2 separate regions of the Homo sapiens genome follow, and region 2 is linked to region 1. The links are chromatin loops, found by intact Hi-C in ENCODE. Cell type or tissue: heart left ventricle. All regions are shown on one strand. Each heading gives the region's core, and the rest is flanking DNA. Links, peaks and the distances in the headings are about the cores only. Region 1 holds the start of LOC105376956 (a long non-coding RNA gene). Region 2 has its middle 68 kb from the start of TAMM41.

The links. Peaks named below come from ENCODE experiments on the same cell type or tissue, not always from the same donor. Only the 100,000 strongest peaks of a DNase experiment are listed, where the experiment ranks them.
Region 2: a loop joins it to region 1, with 5 times the contacts of the local background. A loop is called at or near these places in 3 of 110 quality-filtered maps.

The regions. Positions count from the first base shown.
Region 1 is chr3:12,871,709-12,880,029 of GRCh38, reverse strand. LINC02022 (long intergenic non-protein coding RNA 2022) reads left to right here. Exons shown (of 3, transcript NR_136189.1): 2 at 1,037-1,125; 3 at 2,316-2,508. LOC124909346 (a long non-coding RNA gene) reads right to left here. Exons shown (of 2, transcript XR_007095819.1): 2 at 8,111-8,294. It overlaps LOC105376956 (a long non-coding RNA gene), which reads right to left and starts at 1,731. Exons shown (of 5, transcript XR_940601.4): 1 at 1,643-1,731; 2 at 637-875. RefSeq lists enhancers at 2,840-3,352, 3,353-3,866 and a silencer at 3,760-3,999. In heart left ventricle, for the core only: a CTCF peak has its summit at 3,910 (motif pointing left); DNase peaks (open chromatin) are centred at 3,739 and 3,909; H3K4me3 peaks cover 679 bases; H3K27me3 peaks cover 382 bases.
Region 2 is chr3:11,910,836-11,919,156 of GRCh38, reverse strand. It overlaps the pseudogene MARK2P14. Among named protein-coding and RNA genes, the nearest start is that of TAMM41, 68 kb to the right of the region's middle. In heart left ventricle, for the core only: no CTCF peak of the experiment used is centred there; no DNase peak of the experiment used is centred there.

The DNA.
Region 1 (8,321 bases), core at 224-8,223:
ACGCCACTGCAGCCCAGCTTGGGTGGGTGACAAAGCAAGACTCTGTCTCAAAAGAAAAAAAAAAAAAAGAAAAGAAACCCAGGGGTCCACCCAGGCTGAGAGCTCCTGAGTTCTGGTGCTGAGCCTCCTGAGTTTCTGGAACTTCAGGCTCTGAATCATGGTGGGGGCCAGAGATTTTTACTCAGTATGGGAGGACACGTGAGTTAGGACTCATTTCTTGGTCCGTAAGGCTGTGCAAGCATCCCCTGGCAACTCCAGCCAGCTTTGCTGCTGAAGGAAGCTGTAGACAAAGAGTGCAGAGAAGCCCCCCAGGCACCCCCCTCCCCAGTGGAGCAGGGCCTGGAAAGTCAGTGGCCTTCCTTTCTTCACAACCTCAGTCGCTCTCACCCCTGTGGCCAGTGTGGAAACTGGGATGCTGGGAAGCTTGCCCAGGCACCTTTGACCCCGCAAGTCCCTGGAGCTCTGCCTTGGGTAGGGCTGCAGGCCCCTGAGTTGCCCAGGCAATGCCTCCGGGAGTGCCAAGGCAGGAAACTCACTAGAGAGCTGGAGCTTTAAGAAAACTTCATGCCTAGGCCCCATCTTCAGCACCATGGATTTCCTTGGACTGAGAGAACCACTGGTGTGTTGAAGGCTTACCCAGTGATTTGAGAGTGTGGCCAGGATGGAGAAGCACACACTTCTGGATGCTGTCAGCGGAGGCCTTTGACCCAGGGCTTCTGCAGAACTAGTCAAGAACCAGTGGCTCCTCCACTACCCACAGCCCTGGACAATGACAGGCTGGGCAAGACAGACACATATTGGTGGGCACAAAAGATCTGTTTCTGTTCCTGCTTGGGGTGTTTCTGTGTGGGAAAAGAAATCCCTTCTTTCTTCATCTGGAACAGGAATTAAAAGAAATTAAAGAATGTGTAAGCAGAAACTCAGTTGTATGTAAGAAAACCTAATTCCCTCTGAGAAAGAGAAAGAGCTGGAGTCCTTTAAAATTAACTGCCTGTTTTTCTGTGGCTGTTGAGCCTTATCTCTCCTCCTTTCCCAGGCATTGTGAAGACCCTGTTTCCCTAGCTGTGCAGCTGCAAGGTCACTAGACAGATAAACTCAAGTTGCAAAACACGTTTTCCTAGAAAAGTAAGAAATCATGTAATGCATGTTTCAATTGAATAACTGTCTTTGTTTCTCACTTCTGTAGTATTTCCCCTGCACAAATCTCCCCCAACCCACAAAATGCTTAAAAGTTAACTCTTCGTTTGGGGCTCAGTCCTTTGGATGTTAATCCGACTGGGCCGGTGCACCTAAGTAATTAATAAATATCCTCCTGAGCCCCATTGGTCTCTCTGATTCCTTAAAAATCCCGCAACACCTCAAGGCCCAAAGCCAGCAGAACTGCTCTTCCACCTGGCCCTTCTAGTATGTTTGTGAATATGTTTCCTGGAGGAAGTTGTAATTCTACTGTCCCCTCTGGAGGCAGGCAGGGCTGAGGTCTGGAGGAGGCAGGGGCTCCCAGGAACAGTGAGACCTCTGAGCTGCTGTGTCTACATGGGGTCCTGGGTTGTGGACAGAGGCAGGTTGCTAGTTAGCACATAGACCAGTCAGAGGAGGCCCAAGAAGGAGTTGCAGCTGTTCTGGGCTGCGTTTGGGAACCTACGGCTGAGTGTGGCAGGCCTGTGGCAGTTGCCAGAAGCTGGCCCTGCAAGCCAGGGTGTGACCCTGCTGCTCTGTTGTCTTGCTCTCTGGGTCCTGTGGTGCTAGGAGGAGTCTTCTGGATGCTTCCTTCCAGGCCTGGGACAGAAAGTCAAGGGAAGAAGAGCATGGCCTGGTGGCCAGCCTGCCAATGACAAGTAGCTCTAGTGGGGAGAGGCCTAGGGACCAGGGCTGGATTCCAGGATCCATTCGGCAAAGGATCTCTGGCCAGCCACTACCCTCAGAGAGCAGTTATGAAGGAAAACCAGGTCAAGAAGCTGACGCCTGTCCCACAGGAGCTCACAGACTCAGGGTCAGACAGCCCTGGCAATGGGGAGGGACCTCTGTGACACTCGGGGCTGCAGCCACAGACTGAGACTGTGTCCGTGGGGTGTGCAGTGGAGACTTACCATGGTCACGGGCAGCACAGGTGGGAAATTGCACCAGTCACAGGCGGCCTGCAGGCCAGCCCTGAGCTGCAGGTGGGTTTTGTTTTATGTTCTGCAGTTTTTCTTTTAATCTGAAGTTTTATGACTCCAGTGTTTAACACACACACACACACACACACACACACACACACACACCCAAGATCATGTACAAAAATGCTGATTCCTGTGTCTCTTCAAAACGTCTTGCAGCCCCAGGCCTCCATTCTGCTTGCTGCAGCCGCTGGAACCACAGATGCTCCCTGGCAGGGCCACCATACCCTCCAGCACCAGCTCCTCACCTCATGCCTCTCAGGCAGATTTGGATCATCTGCCTGGCCAGGTAGGCCTGCAAGCCTATGGCCCCTGGGAAAGATATAATAAATGCCGTTGGCTTTTGATTTGCTTTTCTTGTTGCAGAAGGGGTTTTCTTGGGACAAAATTTGAGTGGAAAAGCATCCCAGACAGAGGTAACAGAGGTACAGATGCACGGACAAGAAAGGCCCCTGAGGTGTGGAGAGTATTGGTTCCACGGAACGGGTCCCCAGTGGTTTTATGATCAGGCAAGTTGGGAACACCAGTCCCAGTGTGCACATCACCACAGGGGCTGCACAAATGGATTCCAGCAATGGGGAGGCCAGCAGGTGCCCATGGCGCAGGTCCTGACGGCACATCAGGAACAGAGGTCTTGAAGGCACATCTTGAAGGCCTGCATCCTGTGGTCAGTGGGTACCCACCGAAAGGTTCCTCTGGAAGCCAACTCTGCTAGGTGGTGTCAGGTGTGTGCAGCTTCCACCATTCTAGGGCACCCTAGAAGTCAGCCTTCAGCTCGGCCTGCTTCAATATGGAGATGGTTTTTAACCCTTTGTTATTCTGTTGGGACTCTGGACATTTAGACGTCTGTGCAGGGGGGCTCATGAAGAGACCAACTTCCCTGATAGGCCTAGATATGGCCTAGCCTGAGGCAGAAAGGGAACACAATTGGGGCTGGATGTTCTTTCAGCTTCCCTTGCAGAGATCACTGACAGAGTGGTCAGCTTGGCCAAGCTTCTGCAAGGGCTGGCTGTGATGTCTGGGAGGGAGGCAATCCCCAGAGCAGGAATGCCTTCCCTGGGGCTCATATCCTTGCAGGGGAGGAGGCGGCCATCCTCCCTTCAAAGCCTCCTTCACTGCAGCCCATGGGAGGCGAGTGACCTGGGGGATCCGTGCCCAGGGCAAACCTCTGGGCTCTAGCTTAGCCCCACCTCCGAGGAACATTCACAGCCCTTCGGGAGGAGAGCCCTGCTGCAGGAAGACTCTAGGGGAGGGCCCAGCTGCGGGGTCCTGGGCTGTTGGTGACAGTACCCCAGGCTCCAAACTCTCTGTGCCCGGGGGGCAATTCCCTTCCCTGGTTGCAGCAGATTCCCACCCCGCCCTGCCCCACTGCCCGCCCCACGGGGAAGTGGCCCGGGAGTGGAGGCGTGGACAGGCATCCCGGTGTCTCGAGTCAGGCTGTCGGGCCAGCCTGGACAGCACGGCCCGCGGAGGGCAGACAGGGCGCACGGAGCAGGCCCCAGGCTCCAGAGCAGCCGCTGACAGGCTGTCCAGCTGCATCGGGTCTCCATGGAGACGGAAGCGGGGCCACAAGGTGGTGAGCGGCGGGGGGCGGGGCTTCCAACGGCCATCAGCCCCGCCCAGCCTGGGCAAAGAGAGCCCGGCCTGGGAGGCGGAGCCAGGGACCCCCGGGCTGAGCCTGATTTCTGAGGGCGGCCGGGGCCACCTCCCTCCAGACGCTGCTGCCCCCACGCGGACGGGCGCCCTCTGCGGGTCCCGTGGCTCCCGGCCCTGCTCAGCGCCTCCAGAGCCCTCACCCGGGCCCTCTCCGCTGGGTCCACAGGGTCCTCAAAGCGCTGGCCCAGACGCGGGGTCACTCTCCTGAGCCTCCCGACCTTCCCATGGGTCCTTTGGAGCCCTGGGTTTTGGAGTTTGTCTTTCCTAAGTGCCGCTCGCCCGGACGCGGCTGCTGCAGGACCACAGCCGACCGAGTGCGGCCGCGTCCCCTGCAGGCCACCCGTCAAGGGCACAGGGGAGAGGCGCCCCAAGCCACAGAGTCGCAGAGCTGCCAGGAGCTGACCCTTCGGGTGGGGAGAGGACACTAACTCGGGTCCTCTCCACTTCCTCAAGGTTCCTTCTCACCTGCAGTGAACGGCTCCCAGCACCTCTGGGGCCTTCCTGTTTCATTGATGTCAGCAACTGATCATTGATCATCTCTGGTGTGCAGGGACAGAGAAGACAGACCCGCTGGCCCCCCCGGGTGGGCGAGGGAGTCTAGTCTATCTGAAGAAAACTCCCATAGAGATAGGGGCTAGGAAGGAGACACCAGGAAAAGTGAAGGTGGAAGATGGGGGTGACCCTACTGCGGATGGGGTGCTCAGGGAGGGTTTCTTTGAGGGGGTGACATTCACTAGATTGACCAAGGGACGGTCAGGGCCTGTGAAAGTATTTTAAGAGAGGGAATGGCAGTGTCCAGTGGACTGTTTCAGGGATGGAAATAGGGCAGCAGGGTGAGGGGTGTGAGCCAGGCAGGCAGGGCCCAGACACCATGTGATGGGTACAGGGGTGGGACCCATGGAGGCTCTGAGAAAGGCCTGGGCCTCAGAAGACAGGGAAACAGGAAGACCCACTTCGAGGCCTCACAACCTTCTAGGGCACAGACGGTGAAAATGGCTCAGGCCAGAATTTGGTTTAGGTTTCAGAAGGGTGCTGGGTGCCTCATGCTCTTCTTGAGGCTAAAGGGCTCCAGCTCCTTGGACCCTTTCCATGCAGACATTGTTCTGGGGCCCCCACTACATGGACACCCTTCTGATGTTGTCTGCAGCCAGGCAGGGGTCGTGGGCCAACCCGCCCCTTCCTTGGCCAAGTGGACAGATGAAGGGAGCCTCTGGGGGCAGGATTGCTGGACTGGGAATTAGACTTGGAGTGTAATCAAAATGCCCCACAGGCCCCACCTCTTCTCTGGAGCTCGACTTCTTCAAGAAAACTGGAAACAAAGGGATGGCAAGACCAACTCTCAGGACCCTTGCCCTTCCATCCCATGATGCTTTTAGACAGTTCCCAGGGGCCACCTTTTTCAGGAAGAATTATCAGGATATAGGAAAGTAAAGGGAGGAAACGTGTTTTGAGTGGCACTTAGATCAGGCTCTAGACTGGGTGTTGGTTTGGTGGGGTTTGCTTTTTCTCCCGCCCCACACCCCTTCACAAAACCTGGGTCCTGGCTAGGCTGGGAGTGAGATTCCTGTGTCTAGATTTTCATCATTCCGTGTTGCACAGGAAGTCTAGGGAAAAGGAGACAGATATTAGCAAGTGTATAAAAGAAAATTTAGCCAGAGAAAACCTAGAAGAGGAATGAAGATGGGGGGATTATGAATGGCAAAGGACGAGCTGGGGGAGAGGGAGTTGGGCGTGGGGCTGGGACAAACAGAAAGGAGGTGGGGGAGGGGCCAGGGAAATAAAGTCCAAGAGGTCAGCAGGCACCAGAAGCCATAGCCTTAGTTGGGGCATCAGGAGAGCAGCAAGCTGCATCTACCTTGGAAAGATGGAGAGAAGACTGCAGTGAGCGGAGTGGGGAGGAAGGGGGAAGTGGCAGGGCAGAGGAAGCAGGGTACAGACAGGAGAAAAGAGATGGTGCCCTGGGCCAGGTGGCTGCCACCGCTACCATCGCCAGAAGTGGAAAACTCTTTGCCTTCTCCTTACCACTGTCACTATGACACCCCAATTCTTTCTGCTCCCCCTTCTTTAGTAATAGGTGCTGGCAAGTAAGGAGCAGTCTGATTTGAGTTTGCGAAGGAAACCCTTGGAGGTAGCTGTGAACCCATGAGGCTTGCCAAGTAGGGAGCTCAGGATCCCCAAGATTGGATGAGGAAATAAGCTTAGTGAGTGACAGTTCCACCAGCCTTCCCCAGAGTCACAGTAGGCGTCCACTGCCCCTGCGGGTCCCCAGGCCTGCTCTACTGGGTGGCCTCTCGGACCCAGGGCTGCACTTCCAATGCTCTGCAGACACATCTCGGGCTTGAATCCCATCTCACTGATTCCACAAATATTGACTGAGGGCCTACTGGATGCGAGACCTGTGTGGCTGTGGGGGAGGCAAGGTCCCTGCTTCAGTGGGAGTGACAGGTGTAAAGCAGGATGATTTCAGAACCTGAGAAGGGGGACAAAGCAGAGAACTGGGAAGTGGCTGGGCGGGTGCGGTGCAGCCTGGGATGGGGTAAACAGCAAATCTTTGCCATCTGTTCCTGTCCGGATATCATGGAAAATGCTACCCGATCTCTCTTGCACCTCAGTGTCCTCAGCTGGTTGGTAGAGTTTGAGCTTCCCCACTGCCTGACCCTGCTCTCTGGGCTGTCTCTAGGGAGTCTGCCCTTCTCAGGCCTGCTCCCCACCCTCTATGGCTCTCAATTCCTCCCAAGAAGAATGTTCCTCTAAAAGGAGGCCGCTGGCCACAAAGGGAGATGAACAAGCCAAGGTAGCCTGGCCTGCACTTGGGGCCACATGGCTCCTTAGGCCCGGCCTGGGTGGACACTGGAAGGAGCTTTGTCTGTGGGTTTTGCCCTGTTGCCTGGAGCCCCTTCCCTATGGTGTCTTGACTCAGCCCAGCTCGCTGAGCCTGGAGCCCAGGCTTCTAGAGAAGAGATGTCAAGGTCTACCACAGGGCACAGGCCAGAAACAACTTGTCCGATGCCAGTGAAAGCCAGGCCTGGGGAAGGCTCCTCTTCTCACAGGGCTGGCACTCCCAGAGGGGACACGGCACGGCAGCAAGTTGGAGGCACAGACTCTGAGGGGCCCTTGGTGGGGAGCTCAAACAGGACCCACAGGGACCCTCTCTCTGGGGTTGCAAACTGGCACTGGGTGGAGGGAGATTCAGTATTGACACCTGGGGGACCCTCAACCCCAAAGTGGATTTAAAGGACAGTGGCACACTGGGGAGACAAGAGGCTCCACAACACTCCCATGCTTGCCCCAGCCTGCTTCTTGCTTCCCGTTCCTGCTCTTTGTTGGGGAAGGAGAATCTTATATGACTGGTTGAACTCCAGGATAGTCCCTGACCACCATCAGTAGTGGGCAGGGTCACCATATGTTCAAGGCTGTGCACACCGAGCCACTGGCCATGCACATGGGCGGGGCCTTCTGGACCTTCATCAGGCCCCTTAGGAACCCATGAAGAAGCTCCCTGATAGGTGCTGATGGGCATCTGCACCCATAGATTCACTGCCTGAAATGGAAACACTGGGTTCCTGGGAAACTGGAACCTGCCTTATGAAAGCCCCCATTCCCATCACCCCCTCCATCCCTCGGGGCTGCTGCTGTGTCTTGCCATCAACCCTCCCCAGACCCCCAGGACACCTGCCTCACCCAGAAGCACCCCTTCAACCTGGGCCTCGATGAAGGCTCACTCCTCCGTCAGGCCTCTGAGGGGGGATGGCTCCGTGCCACTTTTAGCAAAAGGGGAAACCATCGCAGCAGAAAGGCCAATGCCACACTAGACAGCCAGGAGCCCAGCAGAACAAGTGGCCCCCTAAGGCACTTTGGGGACCACACCCCCGTCACTCTGACCCCAGCACAACTGGTTCCCAGGCCTTCGGGATCCTCCTGGGAACCTCTCAGCATGATTAACACAGGCAGACGGGACCTGAAGGGGCCGCTGGTCCTTCTGAAAATGTTCACCAGGCAGTGTGAGTGTGGAGAGGCCATGCGCAATGTGTGGGACTCTGCCCTGCACCCACTCAGAGCCTCAGCCCTTCAGAGCCACTAATAATGATTTGCTGTGGGTGGGGTCATCCTGATACTTCCCTGAGGTCTCTTTTCCTTTCAATTTTTCTGAGTAACTGAGAGGATCATATGACTGCATGCCACCTAAACTAGGGTTTGCACAGCCCCCTTTCTGTGCAGGGAGGGCGCAAAGCAGCAGAGTGTCTGTGACCCACCTGCCACTTTTCCAATGCTACTACAAGATTTGCAGGAAACGGTCATTTATCAGGAGCCATCTTTATTAAAAAAGATAAAATAGAGCAGGGCAGGGGAAAAGCGCTGCAGGCTCCAACGTTGCTGGGCACGTGGCAGCATGGGCGTCTCACCAGGCTCCTCCCCACAGCTGTTGGCATCCACTGTCAGGTTTCAATGTTCTTGGACCTCAGGGCCTTCGTCCTCTCCAATCTAAATGCAGGGAGACATTTGATATGG
Region 2 (8,321 bases), core at 122-8,121, 960 kb after region 1:
ATACTGGTTGGTTTTTTTTGTTTTGTTTTTGTTTGTTTGTTTTTTTAAGTTGGGAGGCTGGTAAGCATCAGAATGGTAATCAGAAAACCTTTGTGTCTGGAATTGGTTCCTTCCGGTGGGTTCTCAGTCTGGCTGACTTCAAGAATGAAGCCTCAGACCCTCGCGGTGAGTGTTACAGTTCTTAAAGATGGTGTGTCCGGAGTTTGTTACTTCAGATGTTCAGATGTGTCCGGAGTTTCTTCCTTTCGGTGGGTTCATGGTCTCACTGACTTCAGGAGTGAAGCTGCAGACCTTCACAGTGAGTGTTACAGCTCTTAAAGGTGGAGGTCCGGAGTTGTTTGTTCCTTCCAGCGGGTTCATAGTCTCGCTGACTTCAGGAGTGAAGCCGCAGACCTTCACAGTGAGTGTTACAGCTCTTAAAGGTGGCGCGTCCCGAGTTGTTTGTTCCTTCCAGTGGGTTCGTGGTCTCGCTGACTTCAGGAGTGAAGCCACAGACCCTCGCAGTGAGAGTTACAGCTCATAAAGGTAGTGTGGACCCAAAGAGTAAGCAGCAGCAAGATTTATCGTGAAGAGTGAAAGAACAAAGATTCCACAGTGTAGAAGGCAACCCCAGCAGGGTGCCTCTACTGGCTCAGGTGGCCAGCTGTTATTCCCTTATCTGGCCCCACCCACATCCTGCTGATTGGTCCATTTTACAGAGTGCTGATTGGTCCATTTTACAGAGTGCTGATTGGTGCGTTTACAAACCTTTAGCTAGACACAGAGCACTGATTGGTGCGTTTTTACAGAGTGCTGATTGGTGCGTCTACAAGCTTTTAGCTAGACACAGAGCGCTGATTGGTGTGTTTCTACAGAGTGCTGATTGGTGCATCTACAAACCTTTAGCTAGACACAGAGCGCTGATTGGTGCGTTTTTACAATCCTCTAACTAGACAGAAAAGTTCTGCAAGTCCCCACTCGACCCAGGAAGTCCAGCTGGCTTCACCTCTCACCTTGACCTTCCTTCATAGGTTTGTAATTGCCTGATGGGGTCTTCCTGCCCACTGCACAGACAAAACCAATTCATTGACACTGTGGCATTGCAATAAAGAGTTCAACTGATGTGAGGCTGACCATGCCACCTGGGAGATGGAGTTGCTGCTCAAATCAATCTCCCTGAAAATGTGGAGGTTGGGGTTTTTCCAGGGTGGTTTGGTGGGCGGGGGCTAGAGGAATGGGTGCTGCTGACCGGTTGGGGATGCAGTCATAGGGGTGTGAGAAATGCTCTTTTTGCACTGAATCTGCTTCCTGGTGGGGCCACAGGACTGGTTGAGCCAACAGTCAGGGGTCCAGGTGGGACCATCCGGTTGTCAGAAATGCAAAAATCTGAAAGGATTTTTGGTTGAAATGAAAGGGTTGCATCTCAAAAGGCCAGTCTTAGGTTCTATAATAGTGAATTGGGAAAGTTGTAAATCTTGTGACCTCCAGAATAATGACTGGTAACCATTTAACTGAATTCTGAGCAGAGTTCAGGGGGCCTTTCATTAGTTGGCTCCGGGGGTGGTAGGAACCAAGTGGGCAAGACGGCTGAGGCTCGGCCACACACACAGAAAGCACCGACCCTGTGTGAAATGACAGCTGCTAGGACAAACGTGGGGACCTGATGTGACAGCCATGGGAACAGCAGTGCCATGGTGATGTCTAATGGATAATTGTCAGCAAGTGCCGTTGGCCCCACTTTCAAGGGACGTCCGGAACCCAGCCCTTCCCCCCACCCCTGCTGCAACCCCTCTGGTCCTGCCACTGTCATCACTGGCCTGGATCCTTGCAGTGGCCTCTCTGGGCTCCCTCCCTCCACCTACCCGCTCCTGGGTCCCTGGCCCATGCAGCATCCAGAGGGCTTCAGGTCCCCGATTGCATTCTTCTTCTGCTCAGAAGAGGCTTCCCTGCCGGTGTAAAAAGCGGAGTACTCCAGAGCCCTGTGCGAACTCCTGCTCTCTTGACCTCTGAGTCCTTGCCTCCTCTTACCCTCCGCCGGCTCCCCCTCAGCCACGCCAGCCTCCTCGCCATTCCCCCAATGAGCCAGGCACCTGCAGACCTCCAGGTCTTTGCACTGGCTGAGCCCTAGGGCCAGGCCGGCTGTTCCCAGTTGCACACACAGCTCACTCACCCACTTCTTTTAAGCCTTTGCTTCCACTCTACCTAACATGCCAACACCACCCACCCCAGCTCGATCTTTCTCCTGAGCACATTTCCAATAGAACACACAACATATGATCTCTATTTATCACCATTATTGTCTGGCTTTCCTCACTGAAATCGGAACCCTGAAGACAGGAATTTTCTTGTTTTGTGCACTGTAGTAACTGTTCAGCAACTCGAACAGTGCTTGACACATGGAGTAGAAGCTCAATAAATATTTATTGAATAAATGAATGAATAGTGTTTGCTGAAAGAACCTTCACACTCAGGAATATTTTAAGTGTTGCTGCAATTCCCGACCAGCAAGATGCAGAGGAAAACCTTGAGAAGAGGACCCAGAAGGAAACCACAGTGTTTACACACCAGCACCTGAGATAGTGAAAATGCCAGCTCAGAGCTGGAGCCTGGCCAAGGAGGACAAAGGTCCTGACAAGGACTGTACCATGCAGAGGTCACTGCCTACTACCTGGGGTATGAGACTCTCCCCGATTCAACAATATTCTGATGAGACAGTCAATCTGATTCCTAACAGGAGGGGCCAAGGCAAGGTGGTCTAGCCAGCCAGTAGGATTGAATGACAAGCACAGACCCATGCCAGAATTAGAGGCCAGACAGGAGGTTCCACAAACGCACCTCCTAAGTGCTTGGTGCTGAGACCACAAAGCCAAAGAAATGAGGCTTCTTGATTTGATTGCAGACTCAGCAAAAATGAACCTAAGCCTGCTCCCCATGGCTGGGTCGTGTCCTGGGGAGGCACCAGCTTTCAGCTTGGCCTGCTTCAGTATATAGTTTTTAACCCTGTGTGTGTTCTGTTGTGACTCTGGACATCTAGACATCTGTGCGAGGGGGCTCGTGAGGAGACCAGTCTCCCTGGCAGGCCTAGATGTAGCCTAGCCTGAGGCGGGAGGGGACCACAGGTGGGGCTGGATGTTCTTTCAGCCTCTCTGGCAGAGATCAAGGTCAGCTTGGTCAAGCTTCTGCAGTGGCTGGCTCTCATGTGGGGGAGGGAGGCAGTCCCCAGAGCAGGAATGCCTTCCCTGGGGCTCGTTTCCTTGCAGGGGAAGAGCCATCCTCCCCTCAGTGCCTCCTTCACTAAAGCCTATAGGAGGCGAGTGACCTGGGGAATCCATGACCTAGGGGCAAACCTCTGGGCTCTGGCTTAGCCGCACCCTGGGGAAACATTCACAGCCCCTCGGGAGGAGAGCCCTGCTGCAGAAGGACTCTAGGGCAGGGCCCAGCTGCCAGGTCCCGGGCTGTTGGTGACGGTACCCCAGGCTACAAACTCTCTTGGCCTGGGGGCAATTCCCTTCCTGGTTACAACAGATTCCCACCCCACCCTGCCCTACTGCCCACCCCTGGGCAGGGAGGCATGGGGAGATGGCAGGAGAGGGGAAGCAGGGGCCAGACAGGAGGAAGAGATGATGCCCTGGGCCAGGTGGTCACCGCACCTGCTGAAGTGGGAAACTCTGGCTTCTCCCAGTGGAAATTTCAGGATTCCAAAAAATTGGACCAGCAAATAAACTTAGTGACAGTCACACCAGCCTTCTGGAAACTCATAGTAGGCGTCCACTGCCCCTGCGGGTCCCCAGGACCCCTCTGCCTGTGGCCTTGGGGACCCAGTACTGTACTTCCAATGCTCTGCAGACACACCTAGGGCTTGAATCCCATCTCACTGATTCCACAAATAACTGATTTGTGGCCTCCTGGGTGTGAGGCCTCTGTGGCTGTGAGGGAGGCAAGGTCCCTGCTGCAGTGGGAGTGACAGGTGTAAAATAGGACGACTTCAGAACCTGGTAAGGGGGACAAAGCAGAGTACTGGGACGTGGGTGAGCGCGGGGCAGCCTGGGATGGTGGAAACAGTGAATCTTTGCCATCTGTTCCTGGCCAGATATCATTGGGGATGCTACCTGATCTCTCTTCAGCCTCAGTTTCCTCACCTTTACAGTGGAGCTGGAGCCCCCCCACTCCCGGACCCTGCTCTCTGGGCTGCCTCTAGGAAGCCTGCCCTGCTCAGGCCTGCTCCCCGTCTCCATGGCTGTCAGTCCCTCCTGAAAATGTCCCCCGAAAAGGAGGCCGCTGGCCGCAGAGGGAGATGAACGACCCAAGGTTGCCCGGCCTGTACCTAGGGCCCCATGGCTCCTGAGGCCCGGCCTGGGTGGACCCTGGAAGGGGCTTTCTCTGTGGGTTTTGCCCTGGTTCCTGGAGCCTGTTCCCAATGGGCACCTCTTAGCATGATTAACACAGGCAGATGGGACCTGAAGGGGCCATCGGTCCTCCTGAAAATGCTCACCAGGCAGTGTGAGTGTGGGGAGACCATGCGCAATGTGTGGGACTCTGCCCTGCACCCACTCAGAGCCTCAGCCCTTCAGAGCCACTGGTAATGATTTGCTGTGGGTGGGGTCATCCTGATACTTCCCTGAGGTCTCTTTTCCTTTCAGTTTTTCTGAGAAACTGAGAGGATCATATGACTGCATGCCGCCTAAACTAGGGTTTGCACAGCCTGCGTTGGCAAGGAGGGCGCAAAGCAGCAGAGTGTGACCCACCTGCCACCTTTCCAGTGCTACTACAAGATTTTCAAGAAACCGTCGTTTATCAGGAACCATCTTTATTAAAAAAGATAAAGTAGAGCAGGGCAGGGGAGAAGTGCTGCAGACTCCCACTTTGCTGGGCACACTGCAGCGTGGGCATCTCGCCCGGCTCCTCCCCAAAGCCGTTGGTGTCCACTGTCAATGTTCTTGGACCTCAGGGCCTTCGTCCTCTCCAATCTAAATGCAGGGAGACATTTGACATGGACTCTCTCAGGTATTTTGCAAAATGCAAGACATTCTCATTGACTCTGGTCACCCTGCTGTGCACTAGATGTCAAAACCTCTTCCTCCTGTCCAGACTTTGGTCCTTTGACCGACAACCCCCCATCCCCTCCCTCTACCGCTCTCCGGCCCCTGTTCACCATCCATCTATTTGCTACTACTATGGGGTCAACGTTTTTAGATCAGCACTTCCAGGACATCAGGTGGAATTGGTCTCTCTGAGGTGGTGGAGATGCTAAGTAGCGGGATTTCCTCATTCCACGGTGCACACATCTATCTAATCCTCACATTGTACCCCATGAATGAATACAAGCATGATTTGCCAATTAAAATAATAGTAATAAAGACAGAATGAATATAGTAAAATACAAGAAGTGTGGCTTCACCTCCCCACCTACTCGATTTTTGTCTTCAGTCATGCGACTATGTTGAGGTGATCTTATTACTCCTTTCCTTCGGTGGACGCGTGCAACAAAATCTTAACAGAATTGAAAGGTGCATCGTCTGGCAGCCCTGCGGCAGCCCCAGCTTTTTGTTGGCGAGGCTGACGTCACAGCCTCGGGCTGCCCAGCTTAGACAACGCTGACTTCCTACGATGGTTGTCGCTGGGCAAGGGAGGTTCTGGGTCTCTGCCACTGCTGCTGGTGGTGTGGATGGAGGGGGAAGCCACAGGGTCATGCTGGGGGGCTTTACTAAAACTGTGCGGCTTCCTCTGCAGGCCGGCAGGTGCACTGGCAGGAATGGTGGTCTTCTTCTGAATGCTGAACATGGGACAAGCTGGCTCGCTGTGAGCCTGCTTCAGTGGGAGAGGGATGGTGGAAAGTTCAGTGGATAGAGAAGGACAGGTGGGAACCCCAGGAGGAAGGGACCATGGTCTGATGGTGGACTGCTGCTTTTGTTTGTTCTAAAATGAGGTAGGTGGCCATAGGATAGTGAAACGCTTTTTCTTTGATTGGCACAGAGATGTTCTTGGCCTGGAATCCCATGGCCACCATGAGCTGGGTGGTTTGGGGTTCAGGTGGTCCAGTAGTGGCTCTTTGTATGTTGTCTGTGGCATCTCCTGGCCACAGTTCACCCACCAGTTCCTCATAACTTGTTTCAGTGGGGGCCACTCCCTGGGTTCTCGTGTTAGTAACTTTTGAATGAGTCTTTCAAGTTGAAGGGGGAAAAAATGGTGGGGCATGGTAGCTTCCTGTGAGAATTGTATTCTCAAGGTCCATCGTGTTCCCTGAATAGAAGGGCAGGGTCCCAGACACTGTATGGTAGAGTATGACACCGAGGCCCCATATGTCCATGGCAGGGCACTGGTACCCCAGCCCAGGAAGAGTTCTGAGCAGGAATGGTGGTCTTTTGCCCTCACTTCTGACCCTCCTCAGGCAGCTGAAAATTAAAAGTGGGAACAGCTGGCTCACTTTGAGCCCTCTTTGGTTCCACAAGGAAGGCAGACTTTGTCAGATGGGGAAGAACAGGTGGGACCCCCAGGAGGAAGGGCTGTGCTCCAATGATGGAACGCTTCCTCCTCTGTACTTTTCTCTACCCCGGGATTAGGTACGTGGCCATGGGATAATCACATACGTATTTTTTGTGGGGGAGAATATTGATTCCGAGATGTGTGCTGCTTGGAATCCCATGGCCACCATTACCAGGGTTGTAGGGGGCATAGGTGTCCAGGGTCTCTGTATGGTGTCAGCAGTGTCTTCTGGCCGGCATTGACCCAGGGGTGCCACGTCAGCTGGTTTAGTGGGGGCTGCTCCCTGGGGTCAAGGCTGAGGAATTGTTTTACTAGTGTTTCCCGTAGAAATGAATAAATAGGTGGGGAGTCATACTGTCACATAGCCTGAGGCGGGAAGGGACCAGGGGTGGGACCTACAGAGGCTCTGAGAAAGGCCTGGGCCTCAGAAGATGGGGAAGCAGGAGGACCCACTTAGAGGCCTTCACAACCTTCTAGGGCACAGGCCAGAATGCAGTTTAGGTTTCAGAACGGAGCTGGGTCCCTCACGCTCTTCTTGAGGCTACAGGGCTCCAGCTCCTTGGGCCCTTTCCATGCAGACATGGTTCTGGGGCCCCGGCTACACAGACACCCTTCTGATGGTTGTCGTCTGCAGCCAGACAGGGGGCGTGGGCCGACCCGCCCCTTCCTTTGCCAAGTGGACAGATGAAGGGAGCCTCTGAGGGCAGGATTGCTGGACTGGGAATTGGACTTGGAGTGTAATCCAAAGGCCCCACGGGCCCCGCCTCTTCTCTGGAGCTCGGCTTCAAGAAAACTGGGACAAGGGATGGCAAGAGCAGCTCTCAGGACCCTTGCCCCTCCACCCCATGATGCTTTTAGATGGTTCTCAAGGGCCACCATTTTCAGGAAGAATTCTCAGGTTATAGGAAAGTAAAGGGAGGAATCGTGCTTTGAGTGGCACTTTGATCAGGCTCTAGACTAGGTGTTGGTTTCATGGGGTTTGCTTTTCCTCCCGCCTCATACCCCTTCACAAAACCTGAGTCGTGGCTAGGCCGGGAGTGAGATTCCTGTGTCTAGATTTTCATCATTCCATGTTGCACAGGAGGAGGTCTGGGGGAAAAGGGGACAGATACTAGCAAGTATATGGAAGATATATATGCACCAGGCTCTGGAGCAGCTTCTGACATCTGGTCCAGCGGCCTCAGGTCTCCATGGAGATGGGGGCAGGGCCAGGTGGCAGTGATGCAATGCGGGGGCATTGCTCCCAACGGCCAACGGCCCCACCCAGGCTGGGCTGAGTCGGAGCCGGGACTGGGAGGCAGAGCCAGAGACCCGTAAGCGGAGCCGAACCCCTACGAGCTTGCCCAGTAGGGAGCTCAGGATCCCCAAGATTGGACAGGCAAATAAGCTTAGTGACAGTCCCACCAGTCTTCCCGAGAGTCACGGTAGGCATCCGCTTCCCCTGCCGGTCCCCAGGCCTGCTCTATCAGGCGACCTTGGGGACGGACTCAGGGCTGCATTTCCAATGCTCTGCAGACACACCTCGGGCTTGAATCCCAGGGTTTCACTGATTCCACAAATATTGACTGAGGGCCTCCTGGGTGCCAGGGCTGTGTGGCTGCCAGGGAGGCAAGGTCCCTGTTCCTTATGGGTGTAAAACAGGATGACTTCAGAACCCGAGAATGGGGACAAAGCAGAGTACTGGGAAGTGGCTGGGTGGGTGCGGGGCAGCCTGGGACGGGGTAAACAGCAAATCTTTGCCATCTGTTCCTGGCCAGATTTCATTGGGGATGCTACCTGATCTCTCTTCAGCCTCAGTTTCCTCACCTGGACAGTGGAGCTGAACCCACCCCCCACTATCTGACCCTGCTTTCTGGGCT